Regions from separate parts of the Homo sapiens genome. Here region 2 is linked to region 1. The links are chromatin loops, found by intact Hi-C in ENCODE. Cell type or tissue: GM12878. All regions are shown on one strand. Each heading gives the region's core, and the rest is flanking DNA. Links, peaks and the distances in the headings are about the cores only. Region 1 has its middle 19 kb from the start of WFS1. Region 2 overlaps JAKMIP1 (janus kinase and microtubule interacting protein 1).

Evidence for each region. A loop is a pair of places that touch in the nucleus more often than their neighbours do. Peaks named below come from ENCODE experiments on the same cell type or tissue, not always from the same donor. Only the 100,000 strongest peaks of a DNase experiment are listed, where the experiment ranks them.
Region 2: it touches region 1 in a loop (3-fold over the local background); 2 of 110 quality-filtered maps call a loop at or near these places.

Annotation. Positions count from the first base shown.
Region 1 is chr4:6,247,165-6,255,495 of GRCh38, forward strand. No RefSeq gene overlaps it. Among named protein-coding and RNA genes, the nearest start is that of WFS1, 19 kb to the right of the region's middle. In GM12878, for the core only: CTCF peaks have their summits at 3,734 (motif pointing right) and 5,674 (motif pointing right); a DNase peak (open chromatin) is centred at 3,697; H3K27me3 peaks cover 154 bases.
Region 2 is chr4:6,175,959-6,184,289 of GRCh38, forward strand. The region is part of intron 1 of JAKMIP1 (janus kinase and microtubule interacting protein 1); the gene reads right to left. Among named protein-coding and RNA genes, the nearest start is that of JAKMIP1, 20 kb to the right of the region's middle. RefSeq lists an enhancer at 4,821-5,110. In GM12878, for the core only: no CTCF peak of the experiment used is centred there; DNase peaks (open chromatin) are centred at 3,595, 5,083 and 7,943; H3K4me3 peaks cover 559 bases; H3K27ac peaks cover 6,041 bases.

The DNA of each region.
Region 1 (8,331 bases), core at 81-8,080:
ACTGCTAACGTAAGTATATCCCTTGCAATATTTGGGATATACTTATATAAAAGTTATCCGTTGTTTATGTGAAATTCAAATCTAACTGGATGTATTAGTCTGGGTTCTGTAGAGGGACAGAAGTAATAGGATAGATCTATATATAAGGAGAATTTATTAAGTATTAACTCACATGATCAGAAGGTCCCACAATAGGCCAAATGCAAGCTGAGGAGCAAGGAGAGCCAGTCCGAGTCCCAAAACTGAAGAACTTGGAGTCTGATGTTTGAGGGCAGGAAGCATCCAGCGTGGGAGAAAGATGGAGGCTGGGAGGCTAAGCCAGTCTCTCCTTTCACATGTTTCTGCCTGCTTTATCTTCTAGCCTCACTGGCAGCTGATCAGATGGTGCCTACCCAGATGAAGGGTGGGTCTGCCTTTCCCAGTTCACTGACTCAAATGTTAATCTCCTTTGGCAACACCCCCACAGACACATCCAGGATCAATACTTTGTATCCTTCAATCAAGTTGACACTTAGTATTAACCATCACACTGGGCATCCTGTATTTTATCTGGCAACCCTAACACTGACTATGTAGCTCATTTAGCTCAGCCCCTTCCTGTCACCATAGGAAATACAGGTGCCCAGAGGGGGAAAGGGGTCCTCCCAGACACACAGCAAATTGGTAGTAGCTATCCCCAGGCACCTGGAACTGAGACAGGGCTTTTCCACAGAATAACACTAAAGTGGCAGTTTCCAAGTGAGGAGGGAGCAGTGCCATGGTCCAGGAGGTGCAGTGCGTGTCTTGGGCAGCAAGAGGAAGGATTTACCTGCAGATGGTGGGCAGGGTTAATTCTGGCCTTGGTGCTACCTCCAGAAGCCTGCAGGACCTGAAGCCCACCCCTTCGCCTTTTTTCCCCACTGCCACAAGCGAGTTAGAATAGCTGGGGGATCTAATACTTCCAGTCTCGATGTCAGCAGACACGCCCAGTCCCCACACTCAATCTTATCTCCACCTTAGCTCAGGTGGGGCACTGAGCAGGGCACTCCCTCTCTCAGCCTCAGGTTTCAGATGTATAAAATGGGATATCAATACCTGACGGGGTTACTGCAAGGATGAAAGCAGATGCATTTTTTTAAAGTGCCCTGTGTGATGCTTGTATCCTGCAGGGGCTCTAGACCTAGTTATTCATGTTGTTATTGACAGTCACTCTCCCAGGATCAATGCTGGGAGATGCAGTGATAACAAAACCCAGATGGACTGCCTGGCATGTGCCATGCCTGGGCTGACTGTCTCGTGTAATCCCTGTGGTTGAGCCTTATTGCTAAAGTGATTCCATTCACAGTGCACCTTGGGGTTCAGGTCGGGCCTTGGGTTTCATGTCTGGCCAGCAAGCAAGCCCCCCAGCTGAGGCGCCCACACATCTCCACCCAATGAGCCCGCACTTACAGGACCTAGGGCCACCATTCTGGGTCATTGGGGATGAAACAGCCAAACCTGGGCCTTCAGCATTGCGGGTGAGGTCGAGGAGCAGAGAGGAGTGACAGACACAGACATTGGTGCACATGCGCCCCCTCCTAGTGGGTCGGGTCGTCGATGCCAGCCTGGCCTGCACCTGGAGCTTGGGTCCCAAGCCTCAGCAGGACATTCTTCTCTGGCCAAATTTAAAGTGCCCCAGGAAACCAAATCACTAGGGGTAACAGAGCAAGCAGAGCTGTGGCATCACAGTCTCAGTCACCCTGCTGGGACAGGAGGCATGGTAAGAAATGAATTTTACATATGGCCCAGCACACAGATATAACTAAGACCAAGCCCTTGCCCAACAATATTTACTCCACTTCAGAGGTGCGCTCTGACCCTTTGTTTTCTTTTCTATTTCATATGTTTTAGCTACTGCACACAGCCCACTGAATTGCTTTCAGGACTTCCTAATAAAGCATGGGATGCAGCTTTAAAATCTTAGACAATCCTCATCACAGACCCTTTAAATTTGACGACCCACTTTTATGGCCAGACAAGTTGAAGTCGTGAGCCGTGAACTATTTCCTCTCTTCACGCCGGGAAGTGCCTAGACCACAGTGGGGGGCCGGCCAGCCCTTCCATCCCAAGAGCCAGCCCCTGTGGCTCCTGCGGCCCCTGCATAAATATGGAACTCTCAGGCCAGGATGGGAACTGCCAGGGCTCAAGCAGTAAACTTTATAAGTTATTACAAAACAGAAGTGTACACAGGGACACTGTAATAAAGCGTATTGGGAGTTACGGGAACTCTCCAACAAGTTTAGAATCTCTGGTTTCAAAAACTATTGCAACATTATAATAAACAAATATCCAAAAGCTTAGAAATAGAAATTAAAGATAAAGATGGTCACGTTTGACCAAAAGAACAATATTTTCGTACTGAGCTTTGATGATACAATTATTAATGAGGAAGATGATTTTAAAATTAAATTCCCCTTGTAATTCAAGATACAGTGATACAAGGCATAAACGGGCAATTACGCTATAGTGCATTCAATCCTTAAAGCCACCGCTGGTTTTCTGTATAACCCCCACAGGTTGCAGGAAGGTCAGCCATGAAACATTAAAATACCACTGTCTGTCTACATTTAAAATTAAATTCAGATTCACATAAAAATGATTTGTATAAAGAGTTAAATATTTTTAGAAAAATTGTTCTGCAAGAATCATCAGCTCTAGATATACCAACATTTGTATTTCAAAATTATAAAAAATGTATCTCAAAGTTATTATAGCCTATAAGATACTCTTAATAGCTCCAATAAAAAATGCATCAGCAGAAAGGTCCTTCTTAAAATGGAAAGTGTCCTAAAATGATTTGTGAGCTTGTATTTGCCAACAGCAACTGATGTCACATTCAATTATATCGATTGAAAACAAAGTTGCTAAAAGTGTAAGCTTTGATAACCTAATAAATGAATTTGCAGAAAAGTGAGCCAGGGAAAGCTTCTAATCCAGTTATCACATAAAGTATTATTTGTTTTATTGTATAAATAATCACACCCAAAATATTATTTTGACAAATTTGTAAGTTTATGTTGTTACTCATGCATCACTATTATCCCTATTACATTGCATAAGTAATAAATTTTTCAAGGGAAAAGCTTTCTATTTCACCCCTGTAACTGCACTTTCCTCCTGCTTTTTGAATAAGGGGCCTGAATTTTTATTTTGCACTGGGCTTTTCAAATTATGCAGCAAGGGATGATCCAGCAGGTGGAGAGCTCTGAGCTCCGAGTGGACTGTGCCGTGCTGTCTGTGATATCTGCTAACATAGAATGTCTTCCGATATGTTACTGTGCATGTGGGGAGTACTGGCTTTGAATCAAAAGATCCTTGGTGAAAACCCCTGCCTCACCACTATGCGTCCTTGGGGAAGTCACCTCTGCACCTTTTCTTTGACGTCAGGTAGTGAGATGGCACAGGGAAGCGCCTCCTGTGGGCACCTGCATAGAGGGGAATGTAGGTGGCTCTTAAGTGCTGAATCTCTTCCCGACGCAAAAGTGTGCTCTAAGCACCAGCCGCATCGACATCACCTGGGAACTGGTTACAAATGCCGAATCTAGAGCTCGCCCCAGACCTATTGAGAAAGAATCAGCATTTTAATAATATTCCAAGATGATCTGTAGGCCTGGGAGTGTCTAAGAAGCGTGGCCCTAGACAAACGGCTTGGGGATTACCTGAGTACTTTGCCGTTTAAATTTAGTCCTAACTATTGCTATTCAAAGAGTGACCACTAGAGGGCACAAGAGTCAAGTGATTAGTTGTTTGATTTGCCAACCAGGAGCTTGGAAAGAGAAAAATAAAATGTCACAAACAGGGCTGGGAGTTACCTCCAAGAGTCAAATCTTCCTCTACACCCCCGATCCCCACCCCAAAGACAAGAGCTTTCTGCTGACCTCCTCAAAAGCATGGGTTTTTTTTGGGAGGGCCAAGGTGAGGGTTGGGTTTTTTGTTTGTTTGGGGGGTTTTGTTTTTGTTTTTTTGAGGCAGAGTCTTGCTCTGTCACTCAGGATGGGGTGCAGTGGCATGATCATAGCTCACTGCAGCCTCAACCTCCCAGGCTGAAGCAATCCTCCCCATCAGCTTCCCAAGTAACTGAAACCACAGGTGTGCACCACAATGCCCAGCTAATTTTTTTATTTTCATTTTTGTAGAGACATGGTCTCACTATATTGCTCAGGCTGGTCTCGAACTCCTGAGCTCAAGTGATCCTCCCACATCAGCCTCCCAAAGTGCTTGGGTAACAGGTGCGAGCTTCCGTGTCCGGCCTCAAAGGCATGTTTAATCGGAAATGTGCATTGGCCATGGGCCTCCAGATCTGAGGTCGGAGGACTGATTTCCACAGCGGAGGCCCTACAGTTGAGCCAGCCTGCAGGGATGTGGGAACCCAGGACTGGGGGGTTTGGGGCTTGCACGGCACTCACTGCCACCAGGTGACCTTGGGCAAGTCACTTCTCTCCTGGCCCGCGTGCCTCTATCCTTAAAGTGCAGGCAGTTGGCGCGCGAGATTCCCGGGGTCCCTCTCGGTTTTAAAGCCTAGGCTTGCATAGTATGGGTCTTTTCCTGTTGCAGCTTTCTGGTTTGTGCCCCAGAATTTGCCAGGGAAATAGAACCAAGCCCCAAGCTTCTGTCTCCAGAGATAAGATGGCCTTCTCTTCCTGTCATTTAAGGCCCTGGGAGGCCCTAGAATTTGGAGTGTCTGGCAGGCCTGGACTGTTAAGGTGCCCAGCATTCCAGAGGCGATGGCACATTTGTCTGTGTCAAGGAGGCTCTGGGCATGGGTAGGGAGGTGCGAGGTAAGAGAGGGCAGAGCTGAGGGCACAAATCCAGCCATTTCACAGATGGGGAAACCAAGGTTCAGAGGAGGACATGGCTATAGCCCAGGTCCCTGTAGCCCGGAGTCAGTGGTGGAGCCAGGACTTGAACTCAAGTATTGGAGTGCAAAAGGCAGCAGCCCAAATGCTGACGGCATCCTAGCGAGGGCTCTGAGCCCTGGAGTCGAGTGGGTGCTTGTTGCCTGGGTCTCTGGGGGAGCTCGCACTCCCTGGCATTCTCATGGGCACCTCCTGCCCCAGGCAGAGCTCCAAGCCTTGGCCAGCAGAGCAGGACAGGCCTGCAGGGGCTGCCCACGGACCTAGTGTTCTCGGGGTTTCTGCCAAGGTAACAAGAGCAGGGAGGGCTCCCTCCCCACGCTGGATCCTGTCCAGTCCTCTGCTTGGCTCCAGGGGCACTAACTGGGACCCTCAAGCCTGCTGGGCCACAGTGGTAGGCCATACCATCCCAGAGCATGGCTCTGACCAGGCCACTCCCCTGCTTAAAGCCTCTAGGGGCCGGGCACAGTGGCTCAAGCCTGTAATCTCAGCACTTTGGGAGGCCGAGGCGTGCGGATCACAAGGCCAGGAGTTCGAGACCAGCCTGGCCAATATGGTGAAACCCCATCTCTACTAAAAATACAAAAATTAGCCAGGCGTGGTGGTGCCCACCTGTAATCCCAGCTACTCGGGAGGCAGGAAAATCGCTTGAACCCAGGAGGCAGAGGTTGCAGTGAGCTGAGATCCCACCACTGCCCTCCAGCCTGGGCGACAAGAGCAAGACTTCATCTTGGGGGAAAGAAAAAGCCTTTAGAGGCTCCCTATTGCCTGGGTGATACAGCAGGTGGCATCCTCACTCCTCAGCCTGGTGTTCAATGCCTTTGGCTTGGGACCCACCCTCCTTGGCCATGCACACCAAGCTGTCCTGCCCAAGGGCATCTCTTGCTGGGCCCACCTAAGCCCACGCATGCCCGCCCACCTCCCTCTTTCCATCTCTATTTATAGAGCCCCTGCCGGGTGCCAGGCAGTGCTCTAGGCACTCGGGGGCAATGGTGAGCAAACGGAGCCCTCCCTCTTTGGACTCATGTTCTAATGGGAGGCAGGCGAAGAAATCAACAGCTAAGCTTATGGCACCCAGCAGGGAGGAAGGAAGGGGGACGGGATGGGAGGGCTGCAGTGTCCCCTAGGGTGGCCAGGGAGGGTGTCTGAGAAGGTGGCACATGTGTTGGGATCATGAACTCTGGGCGTGGCTGTGTAGCATCCAGGCAGAGGGAACAGCAAGTGTAAGGACCTGAGGCAGGAGTAGGCTCAGCATGTTCCAGGACCAGCAAGGCCAGCTTGAGGCCAGTGAGCAAAAAAACAGTGGAGGTGGGAGATGGGGCCCACGGGTGACACCGCCAGGCCACGCAAGGCCTTGGGGGCATTGGAAGGACTTTGGCTTTTACATTGAGAAGACAGAGCTCCTGGAGGGCTTTGTCCAAGGACTGATGAGCCCAGACATCACTGGCTGCTCCGGTGAGCCTGGAGGGCAGACAGGGGAGGAAGTGGGGAGACCATGGGAGGTGACCCGTTTCCGTAAACCTGAACCCCTGCAGATGCCATTCCATCTACCTGAGCCCCTCCCTGCAAGCTGTGTTCGGAGAACGCCTATATGTTCACGAAAGCTAAGCTCAAATGCCACGTGCCTGCTCCTTCCTGCACCCCAGGTAGAAACACCCTCGTTTGCCTCTCAATTCCCACTTTCTTTGAGCACTGTTTTTGAAAGCACCTGCTTTGTAGACCCCTACAGAAATTCTCACTTGTGAGCATCTCCTGCTCTGGTACCAGATGCTGAGCCCTTGCAAGAGAGCAGGGAGCTGGGCTGGTTTTGCCATCATGGAGCAGTGCACCTGGCCTTCTGCACAGGCCCCCAAGCCACCCAGCAGGGCCTTCTGGGTAGCCTCACCCAGACCAACGGAATCAAAATCTGTGTTGGGGTGGGGGGCTTGAGCTTCTGCTTTTAAAATTCTTCCAGGGGTTTGGGTTAATTTGTCTCCCTGGGGCTTTGTGTTAATTTGTCTCGCTGGGAGTAGGGCCCAGCGAGATCGTCCTAAATTCAAATCCTGCAGCAGCCATAGTAGCTGTGGGATGTGGTCACTTAATCTCGCTGAGCCTCGGTCCCTCTTCTATAGCCCCAGGTGCCCAGCAGGCCGACAGAGGCTGTGGCCGCCTCTCCCACCTCTTTGAATTGGGCTGAGAGACAGACGCGCACCTTCCGGAGAGGACCGTCAGGCTGAAGAAGACACAGCTAGTGTCTAACGGGAGGGTAGGTTCTAAGGAAGTGAAGATTTATGAGAGAAATGAGTGAGTGTGATCATGTGTCTCATACCACAGCGTGTGAGTCCGTGCAAACGCCATGTCTGTCCCCTCTCAGGAGAACCCTCTCTCAGAGCTATGAAAATCCTTACCTTGCCTCATTCAGACTCTCAAAGTCTGAACTCTGTCACTTTAGAGCACAGGACTCAAATGTGACTGTGCTCAGGAATCAGATGGGGGTTGGGTTAACATGCACATTCCCATGGGCAGGTCCAGGGCAGGGCCCAAGATTGCATTTCTAGCTCATCCTTGGTGATGCTGGCACCACTGGTCCACAGATGGCACTTTGAGCAGCAAGATTGCAGCCCCTAAGCCCTACTGACATAGAATCTGCAATGTAACACTATCTCCAAGAGATGCGTTTGCACACTAATGTTTGAGAATTACCAGTGCAGAGACTTGGAAGAATGCTTATTTTGGGGTTCAGCATGCCCTAGAGAGAGGCCAAGAATACGTTTGTCATTCTGGTCTCCTTTCAATAACTGTGAGTGCCTCTTGGTTTATTGTTAGACATTGAGTTATTCAGATAATTCCTAGTCAGCTCCACAAAAGCCCTATGTGAGTGTGTGCAGTCATGTCTGGCCCCCAGTGGAGGAGTGGCAGAGGGTGTGTGGTGGCCCGGGAAAGGTGTGGGTTCTGCAGAGAGGGAAATTAACTTTGGTTAAGGCTGCTTACTGGGTGCCAGCTTTTGTGCTGATCACTGCGCCTGGATTAGTTACCGTATGTACTCCTCACAGCAGCCTTTGGAGGCAGATATTACTACTGTGTTACAGATGGGGAAACCAAGGTTGGGAGGAGGAAAGGCACTTGCCCAAGGCAAGCTGGCTAGCAGAGGGTGAGACCGGGATTGAAGTCAGGCTTGTCTGTGTGTCAGATGGGGCAAAGCTAGCTGCGGCAACAAATCAACCCCAGATTGCAGGAGCTTGGCAAACAGAAGTTCATTTTTGTTCCCTAACAGTGCAAGCTGGTACTCCTGGTTGATGGGCCACCTTCCTCCACATGGTGACTCAGGGATCCAACCTGCATCCAGCCTGTGGTATCACTCTCCCCAGGGCCTCGGAGAGCCCACTCCTGGCTGGCAGTTGGAGGATGACTGTGTAGAGACGGTAGAGTCTTCTTTAAACCCATAGCGCAGAAGTGGGACTCATCATTTCCCAGGCTTCCC
Region 2 (8,331 bases), core at 156-8,155, 71 kb before region 1:
TGAGAATCTTTACAGCAGATGAGGTCCCTTGCTCATTATAAACACAATGGTAGTCAGCATCATTATTGTTTACTGAAAAACCTACTAAGTGCCAGATACTTCCCAGGCATTAAAGATACAGAGATGAACATGGTGTAATGCTCCCCTGGAGTAGTCAGAGATCTAGTGAGAAGAAGGGACTACAAATCTCTAACAGGCTTGAGTTTGACTTTGAGCACAGTGGGGAGCCACGGAGAGGGTTACACCTGGGTGGAAAAGGACAGATCACCCCCTCATACGTTTCAGACCAGCTGCTCCAGAGTCAACATGGAGGACTGCCTGGCAGCAGGTTCCACGGGGCCCCTGAAGGCAGAGACAGTGTTTAGGCTGTGTCCTGGTCTGGTGGGGTATGAAGATCCCTGAGGTGAACCATGAATACAAACATTTTAGGAGGCAAAACCAGATAGGACCTCCAGCCTAGCTGAACGGGACCAAGGAAGGATTTCCGATGTTCAGCTGTATTGTACATTTTAATCTATTTACCAAGCTCCTCAGTACTCCTACCACAGGACGGTTGTTCTGTAGAAACAAGACGCAGCACTGTACCACATCACCCGGACACACTCAGAATGGGGCAATGGGGTCAGGGAATTAAGGGCTGGGAGATAACTCCATGTTTACAAATGGGGAAACTGAGGCTTGCAGTGGTAGAATGACTCACCCAAGGTTCCACTGAACATGCAAAAGGACCCAGGATTTGCCAGCCTGTGTGGCCAGCAAGAAATTGGAGCCTATATCAAAGTGGTGGGAAAAGCTGGGCGCCATGGCTCACACCTGTAATCCTAGCACTTTTTGGGGGCCGAGGCAGGCGGATCACTTGAGCCCAGAAGTTAGAAACCAGCCTGGGCAACATGGCGAAACCCTGCCTCTACAAAAAATACAAAAATTAGCCAGGCATGGTGGCATGTGCCTGTAGTCTCAGCTACTGGGGAGGCTGAGGTGGGAGGATCGCTTGCATCGGGGAGGTTGAGGCTGCAGTGAGCCATGATTTGTGCCACTGCACTCCAGCCTGGGTGACAGAGTAAGACCCTGTCTCAAAAAAATTTTTTTTAAATGATCGGAAAGGTACAAACCTTGTTGTCATGAGCAGTGACCATGTGACCATGCCTAGACACCCACTGGCATCCTGAAACCAAAAGGGAGCTTCGGGTAGGAGGGTGTTGGTAGACAAACGTCAATCTTCCCAAAGGGAAAAAACACTTAGCAAATATTGATGTAGAGAAGAAGTGAGCTCCAAAGTTGGAGAGGACTTTAAGAAAGGCCATCTGATCCGACCTCCCCATTGCACAGATGGGATGTGGAGTCCAGGGAGGGTGGGGCTAATCCAAATGTACATAGAAAGACAGGATTTGAACCCAGCCCCTTTACTCCCAGTCCTGAGCTCTAATTACTCTGGGCCTCAAACTTAGCCTAGTAAAGGTTTATAAGCCACATCATCACCTACTCCAACAAGCCCTCCATGTTTGCCACGGCTTCTGCCTCTGAAAATTTGGGCCTCCTGGGAAGGGTGTAAGAGAAAGAGCCTGGGCTTCCCTGTCAGTTGGACCTAGAGTCAAATCCTAGATCCAACCCTTCTGCTGTGTGACCTGCATCATCACACCTCACTTCTCTGTCCTGAGGCTGTTGTGTGGATTAAACAAATTAAGGCACCCACTGCAGGGTCTGAAGCAGAGCAGCCCCTCCCACAGACGGAGGCAGATCATAGCCATACTAATAATGGCTGCATCCCCCAAACATCAGTGCAACCTCCTCCACTCCACCCCCAATGCCACTACCCACATCAGAGCCACCATCTTCACAGTGACCTGGGTGGCCCCTGCCTCTGCATTGTCTCTGAGCCTCTGCACACGCTGCAGGCTGTCCCTCTGCCCACAACTCCTCTTCCCCAGCCCCAGCCAAGATGCCTCAACTCAAAGTTAATTTTGCACAGAAGAGGTGAGATTAACCCTAACCACTCAATCTCACGCTTCCACCTCCAAGTGCATCCGGCTTCACTTCCGGCTGCAGGCTTTTAAAGTCAAACATGACTCCTCCCTTTCCACTTCCTGTCCAGCCCCTAACCCCGCCTCGTTGGCCACGCCCACTTCATGCTTCCTGTCCCCGACCCTCCTCCCTGGAGGGGAGGGATAGGAAAGAAGGAAACAGAAGCCCAAGGCTTTGATATATTTAGCTTTGTCCCCCATGGGTATAAAAAAATGACCCTTTAATGTTTTGTATCTCATTTTTGAATTGAGAGACGTGGCTACCTTTCAGGTAAGCAGCTTTTCCTTTGTTACCCTACGATATGGTTTGGCTGTGTCCCCACCCAAATCTCCTCTTGAATTGTAGTTCCCATAATCCCCATGTGTGGTGGGAGGGACCTCTCGGGAGGTAATTGAATCATGGGGGCAGTTTACCCCATACTATTCTCATGATAGTGAGTAAGCTCTATTTGATCAGAACTTTAAGTGGGTTCTGAATATGTTACGAGTAGCAATTTTATCAGAAATTATTTGTGTCTGTGGGTGTGTTTGGTGGGGAATTGAAGTAGGTGGTTTTCTGATGATATTGGAAGCATTTCATGAACCGGGATATTTCGAAACTGCATCTCCTTGATACCGCCAGGTGAAGAAGGACGTGTTTGCTTCCCCTAATGCCATGATTGTAAGTTTTTTAAGGCTTCCCCAGCCATGCAAAACTGTGAGTCAATTAAACCTCTTTTCTTTATAAATTCCCGTCACAGGTATGTCTTTATTAGCAATGTGAGGACAGACTAATATACCCTACCAAATTCTCTAGGTCATGTCTCCAGAGAGGCTTCCACTGACCTCATCCCCACACAAACCTCCCCCATCTCCCAACCTCAGAGCACCTCGTACTTGATTAAGGTCCCTCCCTCTTCACATGGGATTGTTCACCAGCTGTCTCCCTGCCCCGGCACAGTGCCTGGCTCGGAGAGCACACTCGGTCATTCATTTATGAATTGTTTCTCTGGAATGTCTTCAGAATGGATTGCCACATCCAAAAAGATCAGGTTACAAAGCTGGTATAGCATATTCCCAGGAAAAAATAAAACTGGGCTATATGTCCAGAGAGTGGTTGGGGAAAGACTAGAATGTGCTTTTCAAACCTTTGTTGCTCTTTTTCATGAAATGGTCTTAGAAGGACCCACAGGCACACCTAGGTCTCCCATGCCACCTTTGCTGAAACCACCTGGGCAGCCCTATGTGGCTGGAGAGAGGGTGAGATTCTCATCTCAAAGCCCCAGATTCACTAACTCTAACCCCTAAATGACTGCTTAACCTCGTGGGGTCTTGGTTTCCTCCTACCATCTTGCATGGTGGTTGAGAGGCTTAAAGAGGAACCTAAAGCACCTGCTCAGGTGAGTACTCAGTAAATGCAACAGCCAAGAGGCAGACTGGATGGAACAGGACAGGAAGGCTGAGCCCCACACAGGGAGACCCTGCCCCATCCACCACCACCTCCTTCCTCTACCTTCCTGACACCCCCTACAGGCACCGTCAAGGGACAACCCTACAAAGCCACAAACCCACAGGAAACCAAGCCCATTGCCCTGACACAAACCTACCTCCTCTGCAAAAGGTGACCCTGCTCATTGCACCAGGCAGAGAACAAGGGAAGGGAAGTGGCCCAGCAGTGGCCCTGAGTCAGGCTGCATGGGTCTCTTGGGGTATCACTCCTGCCCCCAGACCAAAAGCAACAGCTAAACCAAGAGCTGCCACTCAAAAGAAGAGACTATTCTATGCCAGGTAGTATGCTGGGTACACCTCATCTCAATCCATCCTCAAAGCCTCCTTGTAAAACAGGTAGCAATATTATCCCCATATGACAGATAAGGAAACTGAGGCTCAAAGAGGTGAAGTCACTTTCTTAAAATCCATAGCTTGTAAATGACAGAGTCAGGACTTGAACCCAGGTCTCTCTGAATCTAAGACCAGTTCCCAGCTGCCCAAAGAACTGTGTCTGTTTTGTTTTCTATCCCTAGGACCAGCAGCATGCCTGACATCCTCTTAGAAGCCATGCAAGAACATTTGCAGGGATAAACAGCAGGCTCCTTCCTGCACAACAAGCCATGACCCTCTTAGAACAAAGCATATTGACAGAAAATTAAGTGCCACTGAATTAGCCCCAACACTTTCATAAACAGCAGTTTTGAAATACCCCAGTTCATGAAATGCTTCCAATATCAGAAAACCACCAACTTCAATTCCCCACCAAACATACCCACAAACAGAAATAATTTCTGATAAAATTGCTACTCGTAACATTCAGAACCCACAAAAAATTCTCATCAAATAGAAATGAGAGTTGTTTATCAACATTCAAGAGAACATAATGAAGCTTCCTTTAGAACATTCTGTGCACGTGAAGTCTTCTTTCTTATTGAGATTTTCACTATAAAATCTTATCAGCTGCTGAACAGGAGAGAAACTTGGAGGTGAGGATAGGCAATGGGGACCGATACCTGTGCTACAAGAAGAATTAAGCACCATAACAACACAGACACCCCTCTCCCATCAGATAATTTACTACAATTCAACAAACATGCACCAAGTAATAAGTCACCATTTATATAGCTCTCACTGTGTAGCAGGAACTGTTTCAAACTGTCCAAATTACCTAGTATTCTGCAGCCCTGTGACAAGGGTATTCTTAGTACCCCCATTTTAATGGACCAGCAGGAAGGGGTGAAGTACTTTGACCAACATGACCCAATTAGCAAGTGGGGGTGGAGGTTGTAGCAAGTGGATGTTGCAGCTAATTCAGTGACATTTAATTTTCTGTCAACGTGCTTTGTTCTCAGAGGGCCATGGCACATTGAGCAGGGAGGAGTCTAGCTGCTCAAGTCCCAAGCTTAGTATAAAAACTTTTTCTTTTTCAACTGCTACTTGCTGGCTCTTGGCCAACTCATTGCATCATTTTGGAATCTCCCCTTTATTAACGTGCAAAGACCCCTTAAGAAGTCCCAGAAAAGGCCCCAGCCATCAGGTCGTTTCTGTCTCACCTCTGCTGAAATGAGTCAAGAGACTAGCAAGTAACCACACCACCAAGAACAAGAAGGGGTAGTCAGTGACTTCCAAGCAAAGGGCAACTTCTTTTTGTGGTTTCTACATCCTTTCTATACTCACCACCCCGTGTGGGCTTGATATGACTAGATGCTGAACAGGGCGCTCCTTGACAGACACCTACCAAACACCTCCTGTGTGCACAAGGCTTTGTGAGATGTGCTGGTGGACGCAGTTCACATTTCTTAGGCTTCCTCTCAAGAAAGCAGTTCCAGAAAGGGTGGAGGGGAGGGTCATGCTGAGAGAGGAAGAGACCAGGGGCTCGAAGAGTAACACTAATTACAGGCCTGGAGTACATAAACCAAGATGAGCTTACTGCCAGGTTACTACCAGGTCACTATCAGGTTACCACCAGCTCAGTACAGAAGGAAGTCCTTCTCAGGTGCAGACATTTGCAGAGTCCCTCAATGTCTCAGTGGCTCCCCCATCCCTTGAGGAGCTCCTAGCCAAGCAAAGGAGACACTGTAACAAGCCCAGGTGATAACTGGGAGACCAGGGCCTATGGGTGCCAGCGTGGTGAGGGAAGGGACATCCAAAGTGGGCTGTGGAAGGGGTGAAATCAGGATATGCAGATGGAGGAGCAGGGGTCAAAGAAAAGTCAATTGGCATCAGAGAGGGAGAGCAGCAGCAACGCAAGCTCCATTCATTCATTCATTCATTCAACAGCATCCTAGTGCCTGTTCCATGCCAGACCCTGTGCTGAGCCTCAAACATGAATCTCACACAGCCCCTTCCCTCACAGAGCTCTAGCCAGCGGGGAAGAAGACTGTGAATGGCATCAGTCACACACTGTGACCATGGCTGTGACAGACAGATGTACAGGGAGGGACCCGCCCTGGCCTTGGGAGGATGGGTGATGCCCAAGGAGATGAGCCTGTGCAGACAGGAGGAGGAGGGGTCTGGGCAAGTTCAGGGAAAGCAGACGATTCAATAAGGTAAGGGACAGTGTTATGGAGTGAATGTTTATGTCCCCCCAAATTGATACATTGAAACCCTATGGTGGGTAATTAGGTCATCAGGGTGAAGCCCTCATGATGAGATTAGTGACCTTATAAGAAGGGACAGGAAACCAGGCTCGGTGGCTCACACCTGTAATCCCAGCTCTTTGGGAGGCCGGGGAAGGTGGATTGCTTGAGCTCAGTTCAAGACCAGCTTGGGCAACATAATGAGACCTCATCTCTACAAAATTAAAAAAATTAGTCAGGTGTGGTGGTGCATATTTGTAGTCCCAGCTACTTGGGAGGCTGAGGTGGGAGGATCACTTGAGCCCGGGAGCTCAAAGCTGCAATGAACAGTGATTACACCACTGCACTCCAGCCTGGGTAACAGAGCGAGACCCTGTCTCAGAAAAAAAAAAAAAAAAGAAAGAAAGAAAGAAAGAAAAGAAAAGAAAAAAAGGAGGGGGACACAAGAGAGCTTATTTCCTTTCTCTCTCCACCATGCGAGGGCACAGTAAGAAGGCAGCCTCCTGCGAACCAGGAAGAGGGGCCTCACCATGAACCAAGTTGTCTGGCACCATGATCTCAGACTTCCAGCCTCCAGAACGGTGAGAAATAAGCTTCTGTTGTTTCAGCCCCTCTGTCTATGGTATTTCTGCTATGGCAGCCAAATGGTCTGAGACAGTAGGTAACAGCAGGAGCATCAGGAGATAAGGCCACATGTGTGATGACAAGGAGTCTGTGCTTTATCCTGGGCCAGCGGGGAGCCCCTGGAGCAGTGGAGTGACAGTGTGAGTTTCGGAAACATATCACCGTTTCTAGATACAACTGCTCCTTTCCCCAAACACTTCCTATAACTCCACAGCCATCCCGAGGAAGAAGGGAGCAGATATGACCTGGAGATGCCTAGGAAGGCACAGGTCCCTCAAGGTCTGCTCACAGAGACTTGGAGGTCAGGCCAGTGCCAGCTCCCAAGGCAGCCCTTCCTCCCGCTCAGCTCAGCTCAGCTCAGCCAGTGATGGTCCTGGAGGCTCCAGGTTCCCAGGTCCCATCTTAGTAATACAAGGACTCTTGAAGGTTGAGACAGAACAAAGAGCTAAACATGATACAGGCAGATAACAATACCACAGATATCTAGACACACAGATACAGGTGCCCTGCGAAGGGGTGCTGGCTGATGTCTAAAATGGAACAGGGCCAGGTGCAGTGGCTCACGCCTGTAATTCCAGCACTTTGGGAGGCTGAGGCAGGCGCATCACCTGAGGTCAGGAGTTTGAGACCAGTCTGGCCAACATGGTGAAACTCCGTCTGTACTAAAAATACAAAAATTAGCCGGGCTTGGTGGCGGGTGCCTGTAATACCAACTACTTGGGAGGCCGAGGCAGGAGAGTCGCTTGAACCTGGGAGGCAGAGGTTACAGTGAGCCAAGATCATGCCATTGCACTCCAGCCTGGGTGACAGAGCAAGACTCTGTCTCAATAAATAAATAAATAAATAAATAAATAAATTTAAAAAAGAAAGTAAAATGGAACAGAAACTTCAGTACTCAGGGTGCTGGGACTTGGTTTTCAAACCACCTTCCATGGAGTCCTGGTGCTCCTTGAAGATGTTTGGGAGGGCCAGGAGTCAAAGGTCTGGAGCAACAGATGCTTGACTTCTTTTTTCTAGGTGTAATAATTTTAAACTGTGAAAACATCACACCAACTCAAATGGGCTGCAAACCCAATATTAACCCTGGTAGACCCCACTGCAGGGACCTGGGCTGCCAGGTGAACACTCAGCTTTGTGCAGGGCTTGGGGGACAGCCTCTCCTGTCATCTCCAGTGAAATGCACTCTGAGAATGCAAGACAAGTCACTCCCAAAAACGGAATCACAAATGCGGTATGCAAATCGTCACAACAGAATATTTTCACAACCACAACAAAGTCCATTAATACTCAAGATGCCACAGCTGTTCAGATTGCAACTGTCACCCTATACTTTTCGTTTTGAAAGTTGAATTCATCAGAGCAACCTCACTGTCCTCACTGACTGACCTTATAACTGGTAAATGTTGTCAGTTTAAAGTCATAAGATAAATGTGAGAATAAACCATCACTTCTCTGTTTTGTATATTGGAGCAGGGTGGTTTAGCTATGTAAAAATTTTATTTTTGAAAAGACTTCATTTTGCAGATGGGAAAACAAACCCAAAGAGAGGTGAGTGTATCACACTGTCCTGTGAGTATCATCCCTTCTCAATAGGCAGAAACCAGGTGCCCAGCACATAGCAGACACTCCACAAATGC